Regions from separate parts of the Homo sapiens genome. Here region 2 is linked to region 1. Evidence: read pairs that join two places in POLR2A ChIA-PET (ENCODE). Cell type or tissue: MCF 10A. All regions are shown on one strand. Each heading gives the region's core, and the rest is flanking DNA. Links, peaks and the distances in the headings are about the cores only.

Region 1 (4,403 bases), core at 196-4,195:
GTCCTGTGGGAGAAATCCATCTGTTTATATTCTTTAAGCTGTATCTACACAAGGAACAGGTTTTGTATGTTTTGAAACCATCTTTCCTCATTTCACTACTTATTGCTTGCCTAGAAAGGAGAAAGCAAGGAACCAAGAGGAAATCATCACATTCAGTAAGCATTTCTAGCAAAACTAATAAAGTAAGCACATTTGCATAAAGAACATGGCCTAAAAATTAGCAAAGGCCATGGATTCCACCCAAGGTAAGTATTTTATCTCAGTGTCAAATACATGTATAAACCAATTAGCATAGGACTTCGTATACAGAGTAATAAATAATACCTATATTTTTCATTGGGATTATATATGAAAGGACCAAAAGATGAAATATTTGACCCTTGGTAATGTGTGAATGTTAATGAAAACTCTTTCTGCAGACCCGATTGTCTATCTGATGCTAATAATAGGTTTATAAAGGAAAGTGATTTTACCTGTCTGGCATGAATTCCTGGCTTGACAGTAAACATTGTTTGAAATGTACTTAATAGAGTGCCTTCAAAAGAAATTTTGTACTGTCAACTTACTTTTACAAGTAATTGGAGAAGATTGTTATCACCTGTCACAGGAAATCTTTAAATGAGAAGGGTTTATTCCAGGAAGAATGCAGTGTTCATCTGTAGAACGTTTTGCTCACCCATATAGTTTCTGGGTTCCACCATGGTCTTCACTGATGATGGCCCATTGTGAATTGTGGAAATTCTGTACAATGAGATAATGTCTCAGATTTGGATCCAGAGAAAACTCTAAGAGCAATCCTGGGACAGAGCTGGTAAAAGATTGGAAAAGTGCCCGTCTCAGTCTGTAGGGAAGGCACATCTTCACAGGAAAGAATGAATATAATTCTTCTGCACACTCACTCATCAAAGAACTAGGTAGAGACCCATGAGGATACAAAGCATTGTTTAATCTAAGCAATGTCAAATTTAGTCAATCCCCGGCAGCCCATAACGATAGCCAAGCATAGCCTCATTCAGACATAAACAGGCTCAATTTTAGAACTAATACAAATTTAGATAAGCAGGATATTCTTAGGTTCCTCACAAACAGTTAGAAATGGAAGATAGTTTATTACTGTCCTATCCCTGAGCTTGGAGGTGGACAGGGGGCTGGGTATCCGTGAGAGTGTGCTACTTCAGCTTTACTTCCTAATCCCACTGTGATGCAGACTGTATGGCTGGCCCTTCTGCTCAGCCATCATTTTTTTCTTACTGATTCCTTCACATAACTGAATTAGGGATCTGAAAAGTTTCTCTAATTCTGAGAGATCCAGGCTCATCTATGAACCCTAGGCATATTACATTTCACCATTATTTGGAAAAAAGAAAGAAAAGCATAGTAAATATACGAAGAGCTAAGAGGACAGAAGAATCATTTTGGGCTAGAACATTCAGAAAAATGCTCCCAGAGGGAAAATAATATGTATTGGGTTTTGAAGGATAGATAAAAGCTGATAATAAAGACATTCTAAGAAAGCAAATGATGAAAGAGAAGAGAAATCTGATTTGCAGGGAATAACTAGGAAGAAAATACTAGTGCTCAGGAAGTTGATTTTGTTTCATCTCTACTTCCTCAGTGAGGAGCAACACCTAGACACTCTTACTATTTTCTCCAGCAACCTTATGAGACCAATATTTATTTATTTATTTATTTATTTATTTTATCAGAAGAGAGGACATTATGTTCATGATTGCTTCTTTTCAGGTAACGGTTTTAGACTTATGTCAATTACATTCCCCGAATCCTGGTGAAGCATGTTTCATTATCCTTAAACATTGTGCCAATTATCGAGCTGTTGTCTTTCAGTTTCAAATTCACCCTTCTGCTATCAGCTTTGGGAAAGTGAGCCTGGGATTCTGAAAACCACTTTTCTGCCTGGTCGGAGGGTACCATATTAGACTCTGCCAGTGCAAGGACTGGGGGAGACTGTAGAGCTGGAGCAGGGAGAAGGACTTGCTCGTTCCTGTCTGATTCTTGCTCCAATGCTTCTTCACTCTAGCAGTGAGGTTGCCTTTCTGGAGCAGCAGCTGAATCTAGCTAGCAGTTTTTCCAACTCAGAATCAGGCTTACGAAATTCTTCTCAGAGACACCAGCAATACACTGGGCCTTCTTGTAGGCCTGGATTCCCACACCACAGAGCTACCTCTCCAAGCTTCTAAGGGTTGAAAGTTCCAGCTTCTTTCCTTAATTCCCCAGCCCTATGGGTGGTGGCTCTTTCTTGCGGTTGTGCCCTCCATGATACCTTAGAATCCTCCTTTCACTCTCTCAGTTCTTCTATACATAATTAACAGTTCTTTATATGAAATTCTCTCCATTAAAATAACCTGAGTGATTTCAGTTTCCTAACTGGACCCTGACTGAATCACAGATGAAGAACCTAAAACTTAAATAGATTATTTAGTTAATTAACTTTTTTAAGTTTCCACAACTAACTTGTAATGCTGGTGGTCTAGATTTGAACTACAGCTCTTCTGACTAATGTCTTACTCTTTTAGCCCTCACTATAATTAGCCTCCAGCTAGACACCTGCAGAGACACAGCATTTTTTTCCAACTATTGCAACCCACTTGAATTAGTCAAGACTTTTATGGTTTTAGGTGGTAGAAATCCAAACAGAGCTAGGTTAGCACAAAGGAAGAATTTCTTGACTCACATAACTATATGTTGGGAAACGAAAGGGTAGGAGGGGGATTCTGCTGAATGTATGGCCAGGCCTTAGCCCTGTACCTGGGACAGAGGAGTCTCTCTTCCCTACCCTCAGCCTCCACTACAATATACACACATGCCCACATCTCTCCTTCCTGTTTCATTTTTTCAGATTGCAGGAAACCCACCTGCTGGGTTATATGTTCCAATTTCACCACCAGAGAGACCAAAGACTTGTTTTTTCTCCCTCTGATCCCAAGCTCAAAAATCCCAGGAAAGGGATCTGCTGGTACATTTTGGATCAGGAGTTCATACCTGTTCCAATCACTGATGAATGGTTGTAGGGAAAGGCTAGAGGGTGACACCAATGCCTTTCCAGTTTGGAATAGGTATCTTTTCCCAGTGACCATAAATAGTAGTCAAGGGGAAGGATTTATAAACCAAGAGAAGCTCCCACGTAAACCCCAAAGTTAAAATAGAGGAAGGATTTCCCAGCAGAAGCTTGTATGCTAGTCTAGGCAAGCAAAACAATAGATGTCTAATATCTTACTCTTGCTATAAACTTTGCATTCTTACTCTGCATGCCTACGGTACAATAATAAATCACATCTATGTTTTGTAGAAACAAGCTATAGATCATTGCTAATTAAATGCATGGGTTGTTTTGGTAAGTGACTAGTCCTGCAAATACTGGATTTTGAAATGTCTTCCTTTTCTTTTTATAATGTTGCTATGAAGTCTTTCATAATAGTTTAAATGTGTTAATGAATCAATATATAGTCATAAGCCTCAAACACTAAAGATCTTTCAGTCAGTATTACTGGGGCCAACTCTGACATTCATAGGATGACAAGAATTTATTTTAAAATAAATTAACACCCTTTGGGAGGCCGAGGCTGGTGGATCACGAGGTCAGGAGTTCGAGACCAGTCTGGCCAACATAGTGAAACCCTGTCTTTACTAAAAATACAAAAAATTAGCTGGGTGTGGTGGTGTGGGCCTGTAATCCCAGCTACTTAGGAGGCTGAGGCAGGAGAATCACTTGAACCCCGGAGACGGAGGTTGCAGTGAGCCGAGATCGTGCCGTTGCACTCCAGCCCAGGCGACAATGTGAGACTCATCTCAAAAAAATAAACAAATGATAAATAAATTAATTAACAAATACTAAGCACCGTGTCTTAGGTGCTGGTTTTGGAGTTTTACATTTTATTAGCACCACAATGACCCTGTGAAGTGAGCATGATTGTTCCCTCTTTTCAGAGGAGGAAATTAAGGCTTGGTGAGAGTAAATCACTTACCCAAATTGATGAAATTAGTAGGCAGTCAATGCAGGGGATTATAATGTAGATCTAAAGGATTTAAAGCCACATTTTATGTGCACTACATCAGGTTTTCCTCACTGAGCTCTGTGGAGTGCAGTTTTTGGCAGAGACACCTCAGGGGCCACTACGAGCTCCAGTCAGCTGGACTTGGGCATCTGACTTCACCTTGCCCCCATCTCTGCATCAGAGAGCAGCTCTGCCTTCATACTGTGTTAGTTCAGGGCTTCTTTTGAGGCTGTCTTTAAAATAAACTAAACCATGGTAACTTTATACTAGCAGCATCTCTGCCCTCCACTCACTAGATGCCAGCAGCACTCCCTTCTCTAGTGGCAGCAATAAAAAATGTCGCTTTGGCTGAGTGCAGTAGCTCATGCCTGTAATCCCAGCGATTTGGGA
Region 2 (4,403 bases), core at 130-4,129, 270 kb after region 1:
TGTTGTACCCCTCTGAGCTCCTGGGACCTTGTTTGTCTAGGAGCATGTAGATAAGTGCTCAGAAAAAAGCACTTGAAGTGGGCCTTGAAAGACTGCGGGGGTTTTCAATAATTGAGAGGTTAGCGAGAGGACATCCTGGAGGAGGGGAGTGTTTGGTGTTGTATTTTACGGCATACTAACAAAAGTGGAAAGAACCATCTTGGGAAAGTGAGCCTTGGTTGATGAGAACCCAGGATTCAACTTGGGAAGATGTAGAAAATCACACCGCCTAGCCAGGACAGTGAATCGGGCATGGTGAGATACTTTCTACAGATTGTCAGTATCTTCACCACAATGCTCCAGGAAGGCATTACTCCTCCCACTTTCCAGATGGGGAAACTGAAGCTCAGAAAATTTAAATCACATAACTAGGTCAAGATTCAGAGTCCAGTGGAATTAAATTCATGTCTGCCAGTGTTCTTTATTCTGCACAATCTTCAACTCACTACTTAATTGCCTCCTTAAAGTCTTCAAAAAAAGAGACTTGATCTTAACAGTTTTAGACTGAGGGATGGGGAAGCATAACAAATGGTTTTTGGATGGAATATTAAAAGAATCCATTTCCCCTTAATTCACATAATGAAAAAGCTTCAGAAAATTATTATTTGAAGGTAAATCAGTGGTCTTAAGTTATCAGGAAAGTAGAATTTACTTTCCACATAAAGTTTCACTACTTGTTGCTTTGCTGACTACTGAATTTTTTTTAGAGCTTTTTAAACCCCAACTTCTAGTTTGAAAATGCTTCATTTGGCAAGTCGGAGAATCAGTTCTTTCATTCAACAGTGAGACATCAATATTTTATTCTTTGGTCTTCCTGCATTCTTGATCTTTACAAGGGGAGGCCCATGGATTCCCAGAGAGGTGGCGAGCTCCATGGAACCAGAAATATTCCCCAGCAAAGCGGGGGATGCTCAGGGTATCTGTATTCCATGGAAGACCATGCTAATAGATTTCACTGGTCACTTCCAACTTCAAGATTCCATGTTTCTTTCCAAAATATTGCTCACATGTGTAAGGTTTGGAAAGAAAATTGTAAATTATGTAGTTTATTTAGAGCTTAAAACACATGAAGTGGAGTAGTAAAAAATAAAAGGTTAAAAAAGTAAGAGGAAGGCAGAGTAAAATGGTATATGTATATTATATATTTAAAGAAGAAAAATGTGTTGAAGACTTTGGATAGAAAGCAATTTTAGGCAACAAAAGCCACTGAAGAACAGGGGAGATATGATAGTATTTGGATTGAGAAAGATGACTAGAAAGACACTATAAGTGCCTTATACAAAGGGAGGGTGAGTCGAAACCTGGTAATTGGGATTTGGTATTATCAGATTCCTGCTTCTATTTCCAGTGTGAGATTGCATGAGAAGACTTTTAAGTCTTTAAAGTGACATGCTAATTGTATCCCTGAGAAGATATAATGCTCACTAGCGCAGTGGCTCACTCCTGTCATCCCAGCACTTTGGGCGGCTGAGGCAGGGGGATCACTTTAGGCCAGGAGTTTGAGAACAGCCTGGCCAACATGGTGAAACACCGTCTCTACTAAAAATACAAAAATTAGTTGGGCATGGTGGTGCATGCCTGTAATTCCCGCTACTTGGGAGGCTGAGACATGAGAACTGCTTGAGCCCAGGAGATGGAGGTTGCAGTGAGCCGAGATTGTGCCACTGCACTCCAGCCTGGGTGACAAAGCAAGGCTCTGTCAAAACAAAACAACAACAAAAAAGATATAAGGTTCTAGACAAACTTTCAAAGTATCTGTTCGGGTGCTGTAAAATAAGACCTTGAATGTGAATGGTTAGCAAATGTGCCCTGTTACACACCAGCATTGGAGTATTACTATATGTTTCATCAATTCTTTTTTTAAAAGAAACAGTTATATTGAGGTACAATTTATACACTGTAAAATTCACCCAGTTTAGATCTACAGTTCAATGAGTTTTAGTAAATTTTCATAGCTATGCCACCCTTGTCATAATCCGTGTATAAAATATTTCCATCACCCCAAAAGTTCTGTTTTGCCTGTTTGCAGTCAATCTCAGCTCCCGCCATGACCCCTGGCAACCGCTAATCAATTCTTAATATTAAGGGCATGGTGGCATTTCACAAGCCATGTGAGATTATGTGCATGTGAGAGAGAGAGTAAGACTAAGACACACACACACACACACACAAACACACATACAATATAAAGAGCTGAAATAAGTCACCAAAATAATTCTGTATATTTAACTGTTTTCATGATGTGTTTCTGCTTACAGTCTCAAAAAAGCTCCCACTTTTTCAAATGTTATGGGAAAAGATTGTTTCAAATTTTATTTTATTTCTTAATGCTCACATTGATTTCAGTATTTAAGGAGTAATTTTAAAGTTGGTTTTTTTTTTATTTCTTGCAGTTAGGATTGGGACCTCACTTTTTAAACAGAATCTTAAGTTGGACCTCAATATATAAAACAGATAACGCTGAGCAGCCATCAAGAAGAGAGGAAGGAGACCTGAAATACCAGTCTCTTGGACTTCCCTTCCAGGTCCTCTGCTGCTCCTTCAGCTCCCCTCCTGCGGACCAGGTGGCCCCCCTCAGAATGTCATTCACTCAGGCCTCCTAAAATGTCAACATTCCCCAGGGACAGAGGCCTTTCCTCTGGCTGGGTCACATGATCAGGTGATTCAAAAGGCGGGATGGGGTTTCCTGAAAATACCTGTCCTCTCTAGAAAATGTAAAAGCATCACTTTGCTTTTAAGGGATGTCATTACAAACTTTATTCACATGTTGTGAATAATCCCTTGCTTTACTTTCTAAGTGTTAACCATTCCCATTTTTAGTAGATTTGATTTAAGCTTACTGTAATATGCAAATTCCTGATAAGCACCTACTTTCAAGTACTATTAACATGATATTTAATCTCTCGTGTGTGTGTGTATGTGTATGTGTGTATGTGTGTATATGTATATATATATGCATAGAGAGAGATGGTTATTTTTAAACTTCATGATTATGAGGTTTTTCTCTTTTGACTTAATGATTGAACAATGTTCATGCATTCTTGTTTTCTGGCATAAACTCCATTTGGTCATAGGGAGGAATTCATTTAATTTATTATTAAATTGTATTTCTGGTTATTTTCTTCACTACGAATGTAGCTATATCCATGTTCATATTGTTGTTATTTTTATTGGAAGTGTATGTGCCCAGCTTTCAGTATAAATTATGTTCACCAAGAATTGGAAAGCTTTCTCATACTTTTTTCATGGAACAGTTAAAAACCATGGGAATCACCTCTTCCTTGAAATTCTGAAAGAGGATACCTGTGAAACCGCTGGGACCTGACATTGTTTTTGGAAATAATTTCTTGGCAAGTTCTTCTGTTTTTTTTCTTTTACATTGTTATTGGCCCATCAGCCTAACAGGTTGTCTATTTCTTCATGTTTGTATGTGTGTGTGTGTGACCTTCCATAATTTTATTCTTTCAAAAAAATTTTCAAATATATTGTGATAAACTTCACATTGTATTTTTAAAAACTATTACCCATATCTATATTATATATTCTTTTCTATTTATTATTAAGGATGCTTCCTTGTCATTTGTTTTCCTCTTTTACTCCATTGGTTAAATTAATTTGTCTACTCACATTAATTTGTCTAAGATGTGTCTTTTTTGTTTTTCTTTTTCTTTTTTCTTTCTTTCTTTCTTTTTTTTTTTTTTTTTTTTTTTTGAGGCAGAGTCTCTCTCTGTCACCCAGGCTGGTGTGCAGTGCCACGATCTCAGCTCACTGCAACCTCCACCTCCCAGGTTCAAGCGACTCTCCTGTGTCAGCCTCCCGATAGCTGGGACTACAGGTGCATGCCACCACGCCCAGCTAATTTTTGTATTTTTAGTAGAGACGGGATTGCACCATGTTGGCCAGGCTTGTCTCAAACTCCTGACCTCGTGATCCACCTGCCTCGGCCTCCCAAAGTGCTGGGATTACAGGCTTGAGCCACCACGCCTGGCCTTGTTTTTCTTTTTTAAAGAACTAGTTCCTAGATTTGTCAATTGATTGGTTTTCTATTATCTATGTCACTGAATTGTACTTTTTTATTCATTATTTCCTATTTCCAATATGATCTAGATTTATTTTGTTATATATTTTTAAATATCTTAAATTTCATTCTCAGTTACTTTATTTTATTATTTCATTTCTATTAATGATACTATTAATGGCATGAATTTGCCTCTGAAAAGAGCTTTAGTACAATCCTGTAATCCCAGCTACTCCGGAGGCTGAGGCAGGAGAATCGCTTGAACCCAGGAGGCAGAGGTTGCAGTGAGCCGAGATCATGCCACTGCACTCCAGCCTGGGTGACAAAGTGAGACTCTGTCTCAAAA

The links. Peaks named below come from ENCODE experiments on the same cell type or tissue, not always from the same donor. Only the 100,000 strongest peaks of a DNase experiment are listed, where the experiment ranks them.
Region 2: POLR2A ChIA-PET joins it to region 1 with 5 read pairs; 2 of 35 experiments call an interaction of 5 or more read pairs at or near these places.

Annotation. Positions count from the first base shown.
Region 1 is chr7:41,114,369-41,118,771 of GRCh38, forward strand. The region is part of intron 3 of LINC01449 (long intergenic non-protein coding RNA 1449); the gene reads left to right. It overlaps LOC105375241 (a long non-coding RNA gene), which reads right to left. Exons shown (of 4, transcript XR_927190.1): 3 at 567-741. Among named protein-coding and RNA genes, the nearest start is that of LINC01449, 15 kb to the left of the region's middle. In MCF 10A, for the core only: no CTCF peak of the experiment used is centred there; a DNase peak (open chromatin) is centred at 2,613.
Region 2 is chr7:41,389,334-41,393,736 of GRCh38, forward strand. No RefSeq gene overlaps it. Among named protein-coding and RNA genes, the nearest start is that of LINC01449, 290 kb to the left of the region's middle. In MCF 10A, for the core only: no CTCF peak of the experiment used is centred there; no DNase peak of the experiment used is centred there.